Linked DNA regions of Mus musculus: region 1 is linked to region 2. A link is a contact called in ENCODE Hi-C data. All regions are on one chromosome and are shown on one strand. The core of a region is the stretch at or near the end of the contact, and the rest is flanking DNA. Distances in the headings are between cores, read along the strand shown.

The links. A loop is a pair of places that touch in the nucleus more often than their neighbours do.
Region 1: a loop to region 2 is called in a map of mouse trophoblast stem cell, with 2.6 times the contacts of the local background. The contact joins two enhancer-like sites. A Hi-C loop is called at or near these places in 2 of 37 maps with a recorded cell type or tissue (T-helper 1 cell and mouse trophoblast stem cell).

What each region holds. Positions count from the first base shown.
Region 1 is chr10:121,855,944-121,860,508 of GRCm38, forward strand. The region is part of intron 6 of Srgap1 (SLIT-ROBO Rho GTPase activating protein 1); the gene reads right to left. Among named protein-coding and RNA genes, the nearest start is that of Gm46183, 63 kb to the left of the region's middle. Within about 2 kb of position 2,768, at least 1 of the 3 ENCODE cell types and tissues checked has a DNase peak (open chromatin) inside an H3K27ac peak, as active enhancers do.
Region 2 is chr10:121,691,964-121,696,305 of GRCm38, forward strand. D930020B18Rik (RIKEN cDNA D930020B18 gene) reads left to right here. Exons shown (of 13, transcript NM_177335.4): 13 at 396-1,951. The coding sequence ends at 522. Among named protein-coding and RNA genes, the nearest start is that of Gm35865, 11 kb to the right of the region's middle. Within about 2 kb of position 1,413, at least 1 of the 3 ENCODE cell types and tissues checked has a DNase peak (open chromatin) inside an H3K27ac peak, as active enhancers do.

The DNA of each region.
Region 1 (4,565 bases), core at 1,518-4,017, 170 kb after region 2:
AACGGGCTAGAGGTGACTCTGCAGTCACAAGCATTTGTTGCTTTTGCAAAGGATATATGGGTTTGGTTGAGAGCACCCATATGGTGGCTCACAACCATCTGTTAATGCCAGTTCAGGGGATCTGATGCCCTCTTCTGGCCTCTGTGGGTACCGCATTCACATGGTTCTCAGACACACATAAGGGCAAAAACATTCATACACATAAAAATAAATGAATCTTAACAAAAAAGACAACGAGAAACCAGCTTACACACACTGACATCAAGCACTAGGAGGAATGTGGGCAAACTGGAACCTTCACACACCATTGGCAGGAGTATAAAGTGGTATAGTCACTTGGTAAACAGTTAGTTGCGCAAAAGGTGAAACACACTGTTATTCCAAGACTCTGGGCTGGGGAAGACGCTCCTTGGGTAGCAGCACTTCGGTGTATAAGCAGAAGGGACCCGAGTCCACACCTCACCACATGTGAAAACCAGAATGTGGCCACACATGCCTGCAACCTTCACACAGTGGGCGTGTGCAGACAGGACGTGTGCTAGGGACAGCTAGTTCTGGGTTCAGTAGAGACCCTCACTCAAAAGAACTGGATGGAGAGTGATAGGTGGTGTTTCTGTTGTATCTACATGCACTTAGACTACACACACATATGCACACACACAGGCACACACATGCATACATGTGCACAAGCACACATGCACACATAGATGTACACACATGCTCACAGGGTCAGAAAAAAAAAACTGTCCTAGGTATGTATGTGAGATGAATGAAAATAACTTGCCCCTGAAGAGTTATAGCAGCTCTAGTCATAGCAACAATGTGAAAGAAATGTCTACCAGTTAATGAATCTATAAGCAGATTGTCATACAACCATACATTAGAATAGTATTATTCATCCACAGAAAGGAACAGAATATGAATCCATGTTGTAACATGCATGAACTTTAGAAATATGCTATGTAGAAGAAGTCAGTCACAAATAGGCCTATGCATTGTATGAATCCGTTTATCTAAAGAAGAGAACAGAGGCAGAAGATGGCTCCTGCTGGGGGTGGGGGCGGGGTGGAAGAATTGGAGAGGTAATTGCTGAGGGGTGCAAGATTTCTTTTAGGAATAATAAAAATGTTCTAAAATTGGCTGTAGTGATGGGCACACAGTTCTCTGGAAGTACTAAATGCCAACTGTAGACTTTTAGTGCGTGAGCGGAGTGGTATGTGAATTATACATAATAAAGCTATCAAAAATGTAACAGCACAATACAACAGAGGAAGGAAACAATGAAGAATTGCATCCAAGTTTCATTCACTCGACGCTGTGACTGATACAGCAATTTATTCAAACCCTTCTAGGAGACAAATATGCTAAGTGAGATTTAAGATTTGCATATTTTATTGACGACTCAAGACTAATTCAGATTTGTAGAAGGGAACAGGCTTGAGTCTATCAAAATACTCAGAAATCCCTTCCCTTTAACTCCCAGCATAAAATTCTTAAATAGGAGATGGTTGCTAAAGTCCTCTTATTATAGACAGAATTTGTTTCATACTTGGGGCTGAAGAGATGGTTCAGAAGTTAGGAGGATTGGGGTTCAAGTCCCAGCCTCTACCTGGGTGGTTCACAAGCGCCTGAAACACCAGCTGCAGGGGAATTCCACGCCTCTGGCCTCTTCGGGCACCTGCAATCACATGCTTATACCGCCACACAGACACAGATATGTAATTAAAACTAGAAGTAATTTTTAAGGAAAGAGCTGCTTTGATGTTTCCCCTCTTCCCTGAGTCTCTTGCATCCTAAATGAATATGATTTAAAAGGAGTATATAAGTCTGGAAATGAGCCAGCCATTACTGACAGCAGAATGTTGGATTTGGATATATGAAAAGGAGGAGGAGGAGGAGGAGGAGGAGGAAGAGGAGGAGGAGGAGAAAGAGGAGGAGGAGGAGAAAGAGGAGGAGGAGGAGAAAGAGGAGGAGGAGGAGAAGAAAGAGGAGGAGGAGGAGGAGAAGAAAGAGGAGGAGGAGGAGAAAGAGGAAGAGGAGAAAGAGGAGGAGGAGAAAGAGGAGGAGGAGAAAGAGGAGGAGGAGGAAGAGGAGGAGGAAGAAGAGGAGGAGGAGGAAGAGGAGGAAGAGGAGAAAGAAGAGGAGGAGGAGAAAGAGGAGGAGGAGGAGGAAGAGGAAGAGGAAGAGGAGGAGGAGGAGGAGGAAGAGGAGGAAATCTCTTAAAGAGGAAGCACATAATTTTAAATAGACAAAACCAGGTCATCTCTGTATTGCTCTAATGAAGTTAGTCAATTCACCTTGATTCAATTCAAATCATTAATGGGCCAGGTGCCAGGGATTACACTAGGCTCCAGGCACATTAAGGCTGGGCCACAGCAAAACACTTCCATCCTAAAGGAAGCTGTTCACTGGCTTGCTACGAAGATGGTAGGAGATGGCTCACAGGAAGCAGCCTTGGTACAAAGAGCAGGTCCCCCAGGCCAGGAAGCATCACCAGCTTCTGGGAAGGGAAACACCAAATGCTAGTCTGGAGGCTCAGTGGCCGGGTGCTCACTTAGCACGAAGAAGGCCCTAGGTGAGCTTTCCCGGGGCAGCAGTGAGCACTTTGTCCTTCCAGCTTCAGATTCCAAACTATTAAAATGGAGACTTTAAAGCAAAGTTACTTCAAAATCTTGTTGCTCAAAATGTGATCAGCAGCAATAGCTTCACGAGGGGCTGGTTAGAATCCTGGACTCGGGATAGGCAGGTGTCGGGCGGGGCTTGCTGCCAAGCTTGTCGATCTGAGATCGAGCTCCTGGACCCCCCACATTGGGGAATGATAGAACTGGCTTCTACAGGCTATTCTCTGATTTCCACACATTTGCTATGGCCTGTGCTCCACGTATATACACAATCACACATTAAAAAAAACAAAAACAAAAACAAACCCCTTAAACTGTTTAAAAATACAGAATATTTAGCTCTACCCTGACTCATTAGTCTGCAGTTTAAGAAGGATGCATAGTTTAATGATTAAACACTGGAGACACTTCCCTAGAACACTCGAGTGTCAAGGTCTTGTGACCCTGCCCTTTGGGGGTGCTGTTTCCCCAAGCTGACAAGAGGAGTTGATTATGATTTGATTTATAAAAATTGGCAAACAGCTATGATGTCACAAGTAATACAATTGTGAAATGCAGCAACTGGCTCACTACCATCCATCTCTGGTGGAGTCAGCTGCGCCCCAAATACAGAGAGAATGATTCATTTTGGTTAATTTGGAGATTCTAGGCTCAAGTGAACAAAGACTTCTTTTATTCCTCTTGCTTCTCCCAATCTATAATGGTTCCCTGCAGTTTTGTATACATCAGAGAGATTGGGGAAAAAAATAATCATTCTATCTTCCAATAACATCTTATTTTATAAAGACTCGGGTTTGAAAAGGAAACGGGCCCCATTTCTTTAATATGGACTAGTGCTTAAAATCAGTCTACTATTCAGAACGAAGACAGCATCTTCCACCTGATTATATGGAAGCAAGAACTGCTGCTTCGCTGTGTAAGTAGTGATTCAGGTGGGAGGCTGAAATACAAAGAGGAGACTGAAACTGAGAAAGGCCTTTCACTCCAGACACAACCTGTGCTCCTTAGAGCTTAAAAGAGAAAGGGTAACTGGAGGAGAGGGGGAGGGAAGGAGGGGAGCAAAGGTGGAAGGGACAGAAGGGAGGGAGGAAGAAGAAAGGAAGGGAGGGAGGGAGGGAGGGAGGGAGGGAGGGAGGGAGGGAGGGAGGGAGATAAAATGGAGGGAGGGCAGAAAGAATTCTGACCCCAACTACCAAACCAACTTGGTGTTTTGAAGAGCAGCTACAAAGTTTCCATCATCCCCCCTAACACTTCACTCCACCAAAGGACAAAAGCCCTGTGGGTTTCTATTTCCACTATAGCCAAGTGGATCCTGTCGGTGTGAGATCTGGTTTCACAATGGCTTCTTAATCAGACAGTGGAACAGACATCTGGCTAAGGAACTCCATTTGCCTAGCAGGTACTTCTGGACTTTTCCCTCCTAGGCGGGAGGTGTATGTGCGTGCGCATGCGTACTTCTGTGCTGGCTTCTGACAGGCAGTCTGTCTCGGGCCCCTATGGTGTTCATAGGTCCATAAAGCCACTTAGTTGGCGTGAATTTCTTACTTCTGTTATGTAACATTTCCAAATTCTAGATTTCTCAAGCATCCTGAACTTAAAAGGAATAATAAACACGGGGTGGGAGGCAGGGAGGAGAGAAGGTTCGTCAAGGGCTACTGAGAGAAAGCCTTGCCACAGAGGAGTCTCTTTTTCTAAACCAGAAGCTGAAATGACATTGGATATGTTAGGACTCAAAGATATTTGGCTAAAAAGGTCTCAAGTGATTCTATGGTGCTTATGAATTATTAATGAGACACGAAAGGCCAGCTTCTGCACAGAGAGCTGAGTTATAGCCCAAGCACATTCAATGATGAAAATACATAGGAAACCAATAAACTACTTCATTCACACAAAGCTCTGTTATTCTGGCAGATGAAGAACTCTAGATGAATGCACAACATCATA
Region 2 (4,342 bases), core at 163-2,662:
GTTATCTCATCTTGGTTCCCTTCTCCTTGCTGTGCAGTTTGAGGGCCCACCATCAGAGTCCTTAGCATAGATTTTGGTGAAGACAGCCCCATCCTGTCTTGGTCACCGCCTAGGTGGCAGATCCATTATTAATAATTCCTGTCTCAAAGAGAAAGGCTGGAGTGCATATGTGGTAAGGATTTTCTAAGTCCTGAGCTCGGGAGGTTGGAAGTCTGGACATGCTGAGTCCCCGTGGCTAAGGGTCCTCCACCCCCACTCCCACCCCGCCCCTCCCCCACCCCCACCCCTCCCCTCCCCCACCCTTCCATCGTTGTGCCGCGAATGTGAACATACTGGATGAGCCAGTGTGAAAGTTCTCGTTTTAACGGTGTTTTGTTTCTCTCTGTGACTTGCAGGTACTTTATTCACATGCCGGCCTTGGAGCAGAGGCTCCCAGGCTGCTACCCCATTACAGAGCCCACCACTCAGCTCTGTCATGAAGTTCTGCAGTTGATTGAGCAGAAACAGTGTGCAAAATGTTAGAGGAGGTTAGAAGTATAAAGTATCCACTGAAGTCACTATGGAAAACAGCCTTTTGATTTATGGACTATTTAGCTCCTTCCTTCTAAAGAGTCTAGTGAAGTGCTCATTAACACCGCTTTAAGAGCTCTTACTTTTTGGTTTCTGCTTTCTTGAGATAGGGTTTCTCTGTGTAGTCCTGGCTGTCCTGGAACTCCTTCTGTAGACCTTGAACTCACAGAGATCTGCCTGCCGCTGCCTCCGCCTCCCAAGCACTAGGAGTAAAATGTGTGTCCCCACGCCCAGTTCTGGGGTGGGGGTAGAGTCTTAATTTTTTTTTAAGTAGCTATGTCTGGGCTGAGAGCCTGCAACTCAGAGGCAGAGTCTCTACCTAGCATCTGTGAAGATGTGTGTTCAAGCTCTACCACAGGAAAAAAAAAAAAAAAACAAACAAAACCAAAAAACCCCAAACAAACAGTAACAAAACCAAAGCAAAACAACCCAGCCCCAAGCAACACAAACACTGGCTACATCTTTCTTCACTTATGGAAAGTGCCGTACCTCTCCAGAATGAAAGCTTTCTCAAAGCCATGAAAACAGTACTGAGCAAGCGCAGAATCTCAGAGCCTGCGTGTGCAGAACAGATCTCGTGGGTCTCCTTGGCGATTGGAGGGAGCCACTGGAACACCCGCAGCAAGATTGTCGTAGAAGTACAAAGTACACAGCCTTAGAGAAGTGCCCGGCGATGGCGTGTGGGTGATGGCGTGCGGCACTTTCTCCCCTACCCGGAAATATTTTAATGTCAAAAGTGTGCCTGCAGCAGTGGGCAGGAGGACACCACTGCAGCTGCACGGAATACTGAAGGAAAACAGGCAGGACTTCCTGTGGGGAAGCTCCGCAGTATGCTGCTCTGTTTCACGCCAGAGTGGGCCAGTCTGAACCAGCCTGTGGAGCCTCTCGCACTCATTTACAAAAGGTCACACTGAGTGGCTGTAAGTTAACTTAGACCCCAAACACTTTCTGGAGCTGTTGCGTTTGACTTTAAAAAACACCAGAAGTGGGCTTTCTGTATAACTTCCTACAGCCTGAGGAAGTAGGAGAGGAAAGTCTGCTTCCAAAGAAAGTGCACTCTGGGCGGCTTTGCCTGTGGTGCTCAATGGAACCACGGCTGGGGACTTTGTTGAGACTTAGTTTCGTGTCATAAATTTGTCCAGCAATATTTAAATTATTTTACAGTGATCATTTTTTAATATAATATTTATATGATTTTGACTGATTGCTCAATATATTTCTTAAATTTACTACTTCTATAGCTTTCTAAATATTTTATGTAAAAATAGAACCGTTCCAGCTGAGACTGTAGCTCAAATGGTAGGGCACTTGCCTAGCATGTAGGGAGGCCCCGGGTTCAGTGTCCAGCACCACAAAAAATAATAAAATAAAAACTGGCTTCTAGATATGAGACTTTGTGTTAAAAAAGGCATGCAGACACTTTTAGCTTCTCAAATTGCTACTCTGAGAGGCTGTAGGTGGCTAAGGAGGGAACCTTCTTACCCATGTTCCAGATGTGTGCACCTGCCCTGGGCAGCCTCAGCCGCCTCCTCGCCCTGCTGTGCTCCCACACGCCATTCTTACTGCGCCAGTAATGACTTGATTTGCCAGCATCCCAGGCAAGTTCTTATGTGCTGGTTTCGTTGTCAGTGCAGTGTTTAATAGAATCATTGTAAGATCTTTCAAAAGAAAAAAAATACCATAAAGGTAGTACTGAGTTTTCAACTTGAAAAACCTGGTATACTGTGACTCTCAAAATAATGTTTTGATACATTGATAAAAAATGTTTTGTTTGCAGATTATTTATAAATTACTAGTCTTATTTGTTTCCATGAGGTTTTTTTTTTTTTTCCTTTTATTGTGATTTTTTAAAAAGTCTTAAGTATTGAACTTTTGGGGGAAAAAAGTATAAGAATGAAACCTTCACCCAGAAACCTCGTTTCTAGTTCTGACTCAGGCATCTAACCAATTTACATTAAGCCACTTTCTAGGCCTTGCCTATTTCTTTCTGTAAGCTCACTAGCTTCTCCAAGCTCTCTAGTGTCCTCTGCCTGTAAACAACACTTTTGTTTATTAAAACGGGGTCTCACGGAACCCAGGGAGACTTGATCGCTCAGTGGCCAAGAATGGCTTTGAACTCCTTTTCCTCCTGCCTCTATCTCCCAAGTGCTGGCTTTGTATACAACACTCTTTTTTTCTTTTATGGTTATGTGTGGGTTTGTAGAGGCCAGAAGAGGGCGGCATTGGATACGTTAGAGCAGGAGCCATAGGGGTTTTCGCGCTACCCAGTGTAAGTTGCGCGCTACCGGGTGTAAGTGCTGGAAACCAAGCTCAGGTTCTCTGGAAGAACAGCAAGCACTTTTAACCACTGAGCCATCCCTCCTGCCCCTGGATGTACACTTTGACGTGGGGTAGTGTGTTCCTCTGCTATGTTGTCTCAGTAGATTCCAAGTAAGCCTACATGATTATGTCATCAACACAACCACACAGTCTCCAAGCCTTTTCACCATTTCGCCATTACCACTCGGTCTCCGAACCTCCCTTCATCACCCTCCAAGAAGTCTGTAAGTCTCTCATTCCTACTTAGGGGGTGAGTGAGGTGGGGGTGGGGCAATGAGTGTTGACCCAGTAGATAAAGAGTTATTTCTGAGATGGAAGAGACTACGGATCCTGTAGCCCTGCTTCAAACTAATACTGCTACTTCCTGTGGGCCAAGCATATTCAAACCACCACAGATGGCAATTCTGAGAACTAAGCATTATTCTTCGGGTCCACAACCGATTAGATTAGGGTAATAGTAATCAAAGAACCATACACCCATCCAACAAAGAAGAGATCAGATATTCACACAAGAAATACCACAAACATCATAATTCAAAATGCCTAGATCATTAAAAAAAAATGAACAACTAAGACAATGTGACTCCTCATATTGTGAGACACAAAAGCAAACAAATGGGACTAGCACTCCCATTGTAATATAACCCAGGAAAAACAATTTATTTGAAGTACAGGGAGACAAGAACTTTAAAACACCAGTTATTAATATACTCAAGGACTTTAAACACAATATGAATAAATGCCCCAATGGAGACTGAAAATACAAATTCACAGGAGAATAAAAGCAAAAACAATTCGAGATATGAAAGTAGGATTTAAAAAAGAAGTGGAATTGCTAAACAAAAGCCAAACTGAATTAGAACTGGACATGAGAAACCCAGGGATTCTGACAAAAAGCCCAGAGGTAAGCCTTGCTGACAGATTGGAAGCAGTCAAAGAGAGAATTTTAGGTCTTGGAGACAGGGTAGCAGAAATGGATAGCTCGGCCAAAGGAAAAGTTAAATCTAAAACTACCAGGCATAAAACATTCAGGACATTGTGAAAAGACCAAACTTGAGAATAATAAATATAGAGGAAGGAGAAGAAACGTAGGTCAAAGGTACAGAAAATGTTTTTTTTTAAGATTTATTTATTTATTTATTTATTTATTTATTTATTTATTTATTTATTTATTTATTTATTTAATGTAAGTACACTGTAGCTGTCTTCAAATGCACCAGAAGTGGGCATCAGATCTCATTACGGATGGTTGTGAGCCACCATGTGGTTGCTGGGACTTGAACTTTGGACCTTCGGAAGAGCAGTCAGGTGCTCTTACCCACTGAGCCATCTCTCCAGCCCCAGAAAATGTTTTGTAGCAACAAGAAGAAAGCAGAAAATTTCCTCAGTCTAAAGAAAGAGATCCCTTTACAGATACAAGAGGCAGCCAGAACTCCGGAGAGGCTGGATAAGA